Linked DNA regions of Homo sapiens: region 1 is linked to region 2. The links are chromatin loops, found by intact Hi-C in ENCODE. Cell type or tissue: Caco-2. All regions are shown on one strand.

Region 1 (5,000 bases), 62 kb before region 2:
CGGGTTCCTTTTACTACTGGGATGTAATTGTGCTTGGCTTTAATTTCTTGTAATGATGGAACAAATTAAATTACTTCATACTTTTAGGAACATTTGGCTACATCATGTTTTGGTGCTTCCATAAACCCCACTGGAAATTAAATCAGCTCTGTGGTTGCTCATTCTCCCTCTTTAGTGCCATGTCTGCCTTCTGTCAGCAAAATGGTAATATTGTCTACCTTAATCCACCAGATGCAGTTGAGTTAAAAGAAATTACCTCTCCCACCTCTTTCCTTTCAAATCTCCCTATTTGTAGCTATCAAATTTTGGCATGCCTGCTGGAACACAGTCTTGTTAGAACAAGCACGGTAATTCTCTCGTGAGACTTTAGGACTCTCTCTACGACAAGGTCAGAATGTACCTGTGATTCAAATTTAGATGAGGATATGAGTTGGTAAGAACATGAAGAGCATCAGACAGTTTTCAGGACACCCACTACTTTTATTTTGTGCTATCAGTTTTTCCTTTCCCAAATTGCAGGTGGAGATGCAATCTTTAACGCTGGAAATCTCTTGCTATATGCCATTAAAATTAATTAGTCTAGCACATTTTATCTTTAGGCCCTTACCTAGGGCAGGTAAAATATTCTAGCACAAAATAACACAACTTTCCTGAACACCATGGCTACTAAGTTCATATGGTAAAGATTATACTATACATTACCTTGCAAATAGAGTGTTGCAGACTGATATTAAATATTTAAAATGTATGCAGGATTATTAATAGGCAACATTGTGGCAGAGACTGCTAAATGTCCCCTAATATTGATGCTTTTCTTCATCACTTGTTTTCAAATACCTGTTTTCATGTAAGCATGTGACTGCCCAAAATAGAGAAAATTCACAGCCTCCTTGGTTGCCAGGTGTTGCCATATAACTAAGTTTTGGTGAATGAGTTGGTAGTAGAAGCGTTATGTAGATATTATATGATGTGCTAGAAACTTCCCTTAAGAGAAATTTGTCATCTATCTTTTTATCTGCCTGTATTTATTGTTTTCTCTTTCCTACTGGCTAGAATGTGAAGTTGATGGCTGGAGTCGGAGCAGCCATATTGGATGGTGAGTTGAATTTAGCAACAGAGGCTACACCTCACAGTGCAATAAGATGGAAAGAGCACGTGTCCTTGAAGACTGTACTGGATAGAGGTGCCATATTAACCTCGGACTGCCAACTTTCAGATTTTACATGAAGGAGAAATATCTGTCTTCCTTAAGCCACTTCTATTTTAAATCTCTCTATTTACTGCTGAATAAAATCTCAACTAACGCAAACACCAATAACAAAAAATTCCTATTCACTCATGATATAGGATTATACCTTAGTCTTTTTTGTGTCATATATCTGTTCATTCACCATTTTTGCTTTGATGTTCAATAAACATCTCAAATTTAACATATCTATAAAAATTTTTTAAATTTTACGTTCAGGGGTATATGTGCAGGTTAGTCATATAGGTAAATTGCATGTCATGGGGTGCTGGTGTACAGATTATTTCACACCGAGGTAATAAGCATAGTACCCCTACAGCTTAGTCTTAAGAAGAAGTATGTTCACATAGGCCAGGCTGAGACTTGGATGTTGGATGACTTTCTTCCAGCTTACTCTGATTTGAATATATTGTGTGGTAGTAGATGGCTAAACTGCTTGCTCCAAAACTATCTGACAATGCTTTTTAGAAAGTCTGCCAAACAAAACTACAAGAATCACCCTGGAGCTTCCCTTAGGCTTCAGATATTTGTCTTCCCTGCCCTACTTGGAAATCATTCCAGCCTGGAAGTCATTGTGAGGAACCAAAAAATGGTCTCCCTACCATGAAGAATAACACTGCTTCCATTGTTGGGAGGCTCTCCTTCCTACAGGCACTGTCCCTCACTCATTAGACACTTGAATAATAAGGATGTTCATATATTTATTGGTGTTGGTATCAGTTAGACAGTTGAATGATACAAATGTTCATATATTTCTTCTTATTCAATAGTCTCACAAGAACACTATTCTTGTAAAGTCATTAAAAACTGGATGGTCTTTTCATAATTATTTCCATGATTTGTCATCTAAAGCCAGTGTTCTCTCCTCCTGTCAATCTGATAGCTTTAAAGCTAAGTTCTGGGTGGGTCCAAGTCATGCCTGAAAGGTTTATCAAATGACATATTGCAGTCATATGGTCGGAGCACAAACACCTCTGAATGTACAATATTTTAAAGCAAAACAGTTTATGTGTAAGCTCTATGAGGTTACGGACCATGACTATCTTATTTATTACCAAATCCCCAGCTCCTAGAACAGTGCCCCTCAATATAAATCTGTCAAATGAATAAACGAAGAGTTTGCCTGCAGTAGTAAACTTGTTATTTGCACACACTCGAGGCCCACCTCTATGTGTACATTGTCAGTGAGTCAGCCTCGTGGATGACTCTGCAGGACTGTCTGTATAACATCCACTACAGTTACCAGGGGACCCAATTTTCATAAATTGCTCCAGCATCACACCCTCCTCTTACAGAGACTCTTCCTGTCCATTCTAATCCCTGACACGTTGTCATCCTCACTCAGATTCCCCAATAGATAGAAATGCTGTTAAATATACTTGGGTAGAGAGGGATAGGCATGCTCAAACTCGTTTTGGGAAAAAAAATTGCAACTGTCAGAAATGTGTTAGCTATCTTCACAGATTATGAAACATAAATATCAATTATCTGTTCACAGCAGTGAAAGCCTGCATATTTTTTTAAGATAGCAAGTATAAAACGGCTATAAGTACCATGTTGAGTAGAGACCTACCACCGAAGTAGAGACCTTCACTGAAATAGTGAAGGGATGGTTGTGTTGCAGGGTCAGAATGATTACCCACTGGTTGACACTCCCTCCAGGACTAAAGGCAGCATCACCAGCGTCCACTCTGCTTCTCCACTGCTTACTGTTAAGGAGCAAGGCAATAGCATTATCTAAGTAGGAACTACTTCATTCTTTCAAAACCTGGAATCGGCTGATCAGAAGAAGAAAAACAGTATAAAAATACAGAAAGACAAGATTCTCTGGCTGTCCTAATGAATGCTAGCTAGCTATAATAGCATGGATAAGACATATAACCAAACATATAAGATCTATTAATTAAGGGGAATCTCTATTTGTATTAACTCATCTATTTTCTCTAAAACCAGTATTTAGTTATCTCCCATACATTGGCATATTGTGTATATTTGCAGAATTCAAAATGTTACTGATGTGACTTTTTTCCATCAGACATCTGAGCTATCCCTCAACTAATAGTTGAGCTGTTCCTCTATAGCTCAGTATCTGAGTTAGAACTCGAAGTAAAAAGGTATAAATAAGTCATGCTATAAAATTCAAAGGCAATCAGATGTTTGAGACTATAGTTATACAGAAAAGTGTCCTTGTTCTTGGGAGGAATACATCGAGGAGTTTAGGGATAGAGGGCTATGATGTGTGCAGTTTTCTCTCAGGTGGTTCAGAGAAAAAAAGACAATGTGTGTGTATGTATATTTGTGTGTATGTGCACATAGAGTGATACTGCAAATGAGGTGGAATGTTTACAATGAGTGAATGCATGTGGTTTTTTTTTTTTTTTTGCACTACCCATGAAGCTTTCCAGTGTGTCTGAAATAACTTCCAGATAAAACTTTTTTTAAAGGCAATCAGAACAGTGGCAATGAATAATTCAATTATTTCATATTTGAGCTGTCTTTCCTGCCACCCCCACCCCCTATAACACTACATACATACATAGGCTCACATAAGTGACACTTACTATACTTTTTTGCCTATGTAATGAGTGTTGGCGAAGTACGTGAGTGGGAAATTCAGTCTTTTGCATTCAAGCTCTAAGTAATTCTAAGAGACCTTTTAGATAATGATTTGACTTTTAAGACAACAATTTTGAGGTTATAATATGATGTCATTTCATATAAACAGAACTGCCCTTTTGTCCTTTCAGATTTGATTGAAAATGGCCCATGGAGTACAACCACCTGGGAACATATCCTCGAGAAAGACAGTTGAGGCTTATTGCCTAAACCACAGGCTACTGAAAACTTGGCCAAAGGCGACTACTCTAGACTGGTGACTTCAAAAGTGCTGATGAATACAGTGAACCATGAAAGATGCATTATTTGTTTTGAACATTTTACTATGATTGATGACCCAGATTTGGCAAGTTAGTTCACTCCCAGTGGAGATGAAAGTTTCACTGCCTTCTTTCTTTCAACATTCTTGTTGAGACAGATTTCACTTTTATTGGCCAATGTACTAACAAATCACTTGCATTTGCAGCATAATGAATTCATTAGCAACACTGTGGATCAATGCTATACATAATATTCCTGAGTCAACATTAACTCTTAATTAAACTTCCTTATTATAATGCCTCTGGAAATTTTCCTTCAGGCTACTAAACTTCAAGCCAACAGTCTAAGTGTTAATCAGTAATCATGCTAGTAACTTTTTGAGATGGGTCAGGGCCAGGGCCAGGGTCAGTGATCCATCATGAATGGCAGGTTTAAAAATGGATATACGTGATCAAAAATACCCATAAGTTGACCAAAGCATTCTAACCTTTGGGTTATTCTAACACTCAGTGTATCAGCCTTCTGAGCAAGCCAATTTTTTATTGCCTTAAAAAGTCTAAAAGAAAGATAAAAACAGAGATAATCAGTTTTGTTTGGCAATGGCAGGGGTGTGGGAAATGAAAAAGAAGAAAGTTAAAGATGAGTGAAAATAGGATAGTCTTGGCACTTTGGTATGAAATTGAAGTACTTATTTAAACTGATGAATATTGTACAGAAATATACAGAGAGCAGTGAGGGGCTAAGAACCTAATTCCAAGGTAACTACAAGGAAAAAATTATTGATCTGGATTGTGACCAGAATTCAAGAGTTTGACTGTTGTCATTGTTGCTGTTGTTATTAAGTTAAAAAAAATGAGAAAAAAATATACTTTTTTCT
Region 2 (5,000 bases):
AAAAGCACAACTAACCAAAGCAATCCTGAGCAAAAAGAACAAAGCTGAATATATCACACTACCTGACTTCAAGATATGTTACAACGCTATAGTAACAAAAGCAACATGGTATAAAAACAGACACATAGACCAATGGAATAATACAGAGAGCCTGGAAACAAATCCACATTTTTACAGAGTGGACTGATAGATTTAGAGTAGACAGAGAGCATAATGATAGATACATTTGATTTTCTATAAAGGCACCAAGAATATACATTAGGGAAAGGAGATCTCTTCAATAAATGATGCTGGAAAAACTGGACACCCATAAGCAGAAGAATGAAAGTAGACCCCTATCTCTCACCATACAAAAATCAACTCAAGATGGATTAAAGACTTAAACATAAAACTGCTAGAAGAAAACACAGAAGAAACACTTCAGGACATTGGTCTAGGCAAAGATTTTATGGCTAAAACCTCAAAAGCACAGGCCACACGACCAAAAATAGATAAATGGGGCTGTATTGAACTAAAAATTTCTGTATAGCACAGCAAAGCAAACAATCAAGAGAGTGAAGAGACAATCTATTAAATGGGAGAAAATATTTGCAAACTACTCATCTGACAAGGGAATAATATTCAGAATATATTAGGAACTCAAACGTCTCAATAGTAAAAAAGCACACAATCCCATTAAAAGTGGACAAAGGACATAAATAGGCATTTCTCAAAAGAAGACATACAAATGTCCAATATGAAAAAATGCTCAACATCACTAATAATCAAGGAAATGCAAATTGATACCACAATGAGATATCATCTTACCCCAGTTAGAGGGCTATTATTAAAAATGCAAAAAATAATAAAAAATAAAAAAAAAATAACAGATGCTGGCTAGGATGCAGAGAAAAGGGAACTCTTACATATCACCAGTGGGAATGTAAATTAGTACAGCCACTATGAAAACCAGCATGGAGATTTCTCAAAAAACTAAAAATAGAACTAACCACTATGTCCGGCAATCTCACTACTGGGTATTTATCCAAAGGAAAAGAAATTGGTGTATCAAAGAGATACCTACATCCCCAAGTTTATTGCAGCACTATACAGAATAGCAAAGATGGAGAATCAACCTAAGGGTCCCTCAACAGATGAATGGATAAAGAAAATGTGGTATACGGCCAGGCACAGTGGCTTATGCCTGCAATCCCAGCACTTTTGGAGGCCGAGACGGGCGGATCACGTGGTCAGGAGATCCAGACCAGCCTGGCCAATATGGTGAAACCCCATCTCTTCTTAAAATACAAAAATTAGCCGGGCATGGTGGCACTCGCCTGTAGTCCCAGCTACTTGGGAGGCTGAGGCAGAAGAATTGCTTGAACCCGGGAGGCGGAGGTTGCAGTGAGCTGAGATGGCACCATTGCACTCCAGCCTGGATGACAGAGCAAGACTCTATCTCAAAAAAAAAAAAAAAAAAAAAAAAAGCAAGAAAGAAAGGAAGAAAGAAAGAAAACATGGTATACACAATGGAATATGATTCAGCCATAAAAAAGAATAAAATCGTCATTTACAGCAACATGGATGGAACTGGAGATCTTTATGTTAAGTGAAATAAACTGGGCACAGAAAGATAAATATCACATGTTCTCACATATGCAGGGGCTAAAAAACTTGAACTCATGAAGGTAGACCGATAGATACCAGAGCCTGGGAGGAGTGTGTAGGTGGGAGGGGAGGGGATGAAGAGATTGATTAATGGGTGCAAACACACAGATAGAATAAGCTCTAATGTTCCATAGCAGATTAGGTGACTAGAGTTAACAACAGGTATTGCATATTTCAAAATAGCTAGAAAGAGGACACACAGGCATGATAAATACTTGAGGTGATGGATACCGTAAATACCCCGATTCCATCATTATACATATTGTGTATGTAACAAAACATCACATGAACCCCATAAATATATACAGTAATTATGCACCAACAAAGATAATTTACTGAAGTGAAATTCATATCACATAAACTTAAAAATAGTAAAGTCAAGAATTCAGTGGCATTTAGCACATTTACAATGTTGTGCAACCACCACCTCTATCTAGTTCCAAACATTTTCAACATTCCAAAGTAAAACCCCTTACCTATTAAGAAGTTCTTTTCTCAAGACCACTTTTAACTTCAATGTATGGGAAGCCTTCATTTCGAAACAGGTTTTGAAAAAAATTCTATGCCCACAATCACTTAACTTAAATATTAGAATTGAGACTAATGGAGTCAAAGAGTCCTGTAACATCAGACACAGCCTCTTAGGGTTTTTAAAATGGCATTCTGCATTCTCTGTTTTTTTTGTTTTTTTTTTTCTTTGGTTTTGGTTTTTTCAGTCTGTCAATTTTCCAGATTCCTATCTCCCAAAGCCGGTAGATGTCTCCTTTGATCCAGTAGCTAAGGCATGGTTGAACTGATCATATTTATACCGAATTTCCAAAGATCAATCAACGAGAATTCTCGGGTCTATGTGCTTGTTTATTTAGCCCTGCCTCTATGCCTGAACTTCATCTGGAAGTCACACATAGTCTTCTTTCTGTCTTCAGCCATGAGCAATAGTGTATTTGCACTAAAAACGTTTCCATGGCATCTTCTTCTTTATTTAATTTTCTATCAGCAGACCCTTCTTTGATACTTCCTTTTTCTGCCCATTCTGGTAATTCAGTTGACTAAAACACAAAACTCTTCCCAGGTAATCTTTGTTTCCCTTTCATAATCTGCCGTTTATACATCTACTTAATTCATAATTTTGCTAAACATCTCCAATTATTTGTTCCTACATTGTTATCTTGCCATCAAAATATTGATTTTAATACCTGTGACCCCTCCAGTCCATTTAAAATATTAATTACCAAGTTTCCTGCCTTGGATATTGGAGTTCTTAATACTAACATCAAACCAAATGTTTTATCCTCATTTCTAAAGCTCTACTCCATTGCAGACACCGTGACATCTAACACTTAGCAGATAGAAAAAAAGTATGCCATTGTAAATCTGAAAACTTCTGGGCTTGCATGTCAGAGACTGGAAGTGGTTTGTTTGAAAGGAGCTTATACTGAGGCAGCATAGCATAACACAGTGGTTAAAAGCAAGTCTGTGAAAGTGAGAAAGACTGGGGTCCAAATCTTGGCTCTAACACTTCTAAGCTACGTGACTCTGGGCAAGTTGCTTAAATTCCCTGAGCACCAGCTTTCTCATCTGTATGATGTAAAAAAAAGAGCAGCACTGTTTAGTAAACATGGTCTTGGCTTTATACCACTTCCTAATATTTCTACAACTGTCAAGTCAATCAACATGTTACCTTAGAAACTGTGGAAAAGGTATAACCTTTGGAAAATGTAATCAGGGGGGAACAACTTTTCCTAGCCCAAGTCCAGCTTCTGGTTCTGCCCTGACAGGTATCTGTAAGTTATAATGTTTTACTAGGTCTTCATTTCCTTACTTATAAACTGAGGGAGGTTGAGTGAGGAGTTCTATTTGTTTGCATTTTGGCTCTGCAATTCAGGGGTTTTATTTGACACGTGAGGACCAAGGAGTAGAAAGGAGCAATCAAGTGCAGTGGTTTGGTCAAGATCACATAAAAAGTCTTGCTGTAAAACCAGGAGCTAGTCCTAAACTGCTCACCAGCAAGCTTGATTTATACTCGAGTAGACCATATTCTCTTGCTCCTCCAGCTGCAGCTCCACTCCTCATTTATCTTAGCCCAGGCTGACTCTAAGCTGCTTTCACTTCTACCTCACTGCATTTCGCCCTGATAATTTTGTAGCTTACCTAGCCTCCCTCTTTGAGATCCCTTCTTAAAAGGGTCATTCTATTAACCTACCCATATCAGTTACTTTACTACTGCTGATCTATCGCTACCTGTCAATTCATGGGAATTACAGGGTGCACTGGGACAAGAGTAAAATGATCCAACAAACATAATGTTGCATTTAAAAAAATAAGCTAAAAGATACTGATGACTTTTTATAACTACAACATATTCGTTTGTGAATAAGAACATATATAGTAAAAAGATGAAAATGTGAACAGGTTGACTATTTCCTAAATTTATGGCAGAGGTTGTTCTGGAGAGGATGGAAGAAAAATGAGGCTGGCAGTGATGGTGGGGAAATGCAACCTCCAAAATTATCTATCTATATATTTTTATTAAAAACACCCACAGTAATTATGGCAAATGTTAATGTTTGTTTGTTCTAGGTTTTGGATACATTTAAGATCTCTTGCTTTCTGGGTACATTTCTTTTCTTTTCTTTTCTTTTTTTTTCAAATTAATTCCAAAAGACTTATATCTGCTACATGAAGAACGAAGCAAGTTCAGCTCTCTTGCTGAAATGTTCAAATGCTGAGGCAAGGCCTGTACTACAAATTTGTGTAACCAAAACCACAGTGCTCTCAATGCTCCTAGTGTTGCATTACAGCAGTTAGAAGAGATTGAGCTATTTTGTTTCCATGGCTCATTAAGCTAGAGTTAGACTGGTGTCCATAATCAAATTTACTGCACTTACCCTTGCTTCTTCCCTATGAAGTACAGCCAGACCTTAGGGAAAATCTCAACTATTCCAGGTCCATGGTAATTTGGTCCACGAAAGAAATTAACACACCTGAAAAGGATTAAATTATTTTTCCTTTTCAAAATGATCCTCTTCCTTAAGCTTCCTCTGTCAATTGACTGCCAACCTTATTTGCTAATTCCCATCCCTCATCGGGCTTCCTAGCACTTCCTGCTGCAAATTAGTGTGCAGTGAACCTGAGCCTGCTCTCCAAAACACATCCAGACTCTTGGGGCTTTCTGGGCTTCCGCTAGGGTGCCTGGTGCAAAGGGGGCCTAAATCAATCAATTAAGGCCTGGGAAGATTCCAGGCAAGAGGAAGGGATATCTTGGGGGACAAAAGGAATGTGTAGGTGGGAAGAAGGGAGAAAGTCTTTCTTCGTTTTTCACTGCAGGAAATGATCTGGACAGAGAGCAATTC

What was found. A loop is a pair of places that touch in the nucleus more often than their neighbours do. Peaks named below come from ENCODE experiments on the same cell type or tissue, not always from the same donor. Only the 100,000 strongest peaks of a DNase experiment are listed, where the experiment ranks them.
Region 1: a loop joins it to region 2, with 4 times the contacts of the local background. A loop is called at or near these places in 2 of 110 quality-filtered maps.

What each region holds. Positions count from the first base shown.
Region 1 is chr5:59,059,092-59,064,091 of GRCh38, forward strand. The region is part of intron 5 of PDE4D (phosphodiesterase 4D); the gene reads right to left. PDE4D-AS1 (PDE4D antisense RNA 1) reads left to right here. Exons shown (of 2, transcript NR_198970.1): 2 at 3,994-4,419. Among named protein-coding and RNA genes, the nearest start is that of PDE4D-AS1, 22 kb to the left of the region's middle. RefSeq lists a silencer at 2,338-2,538. In Caco-2, no CTCF peak of the experiment used is centred here; a DNase peak (open chromatin) is centred at 2,440.
Region 2 is chr5:59,120,701-59,125,700 of GRCh38, forward strand. The region is part of intron 5 of PDE4D (phosphodiesterase 4D); the gene reads right to left. Among named protein-coding and RNA genes, the nearest start is that of PDE4D-AS1, 83 kb to the left of the region's middle. In Caco-2, no CTCF peak of the experiment used is centred here; no DNase peak of the experiment used is centred here.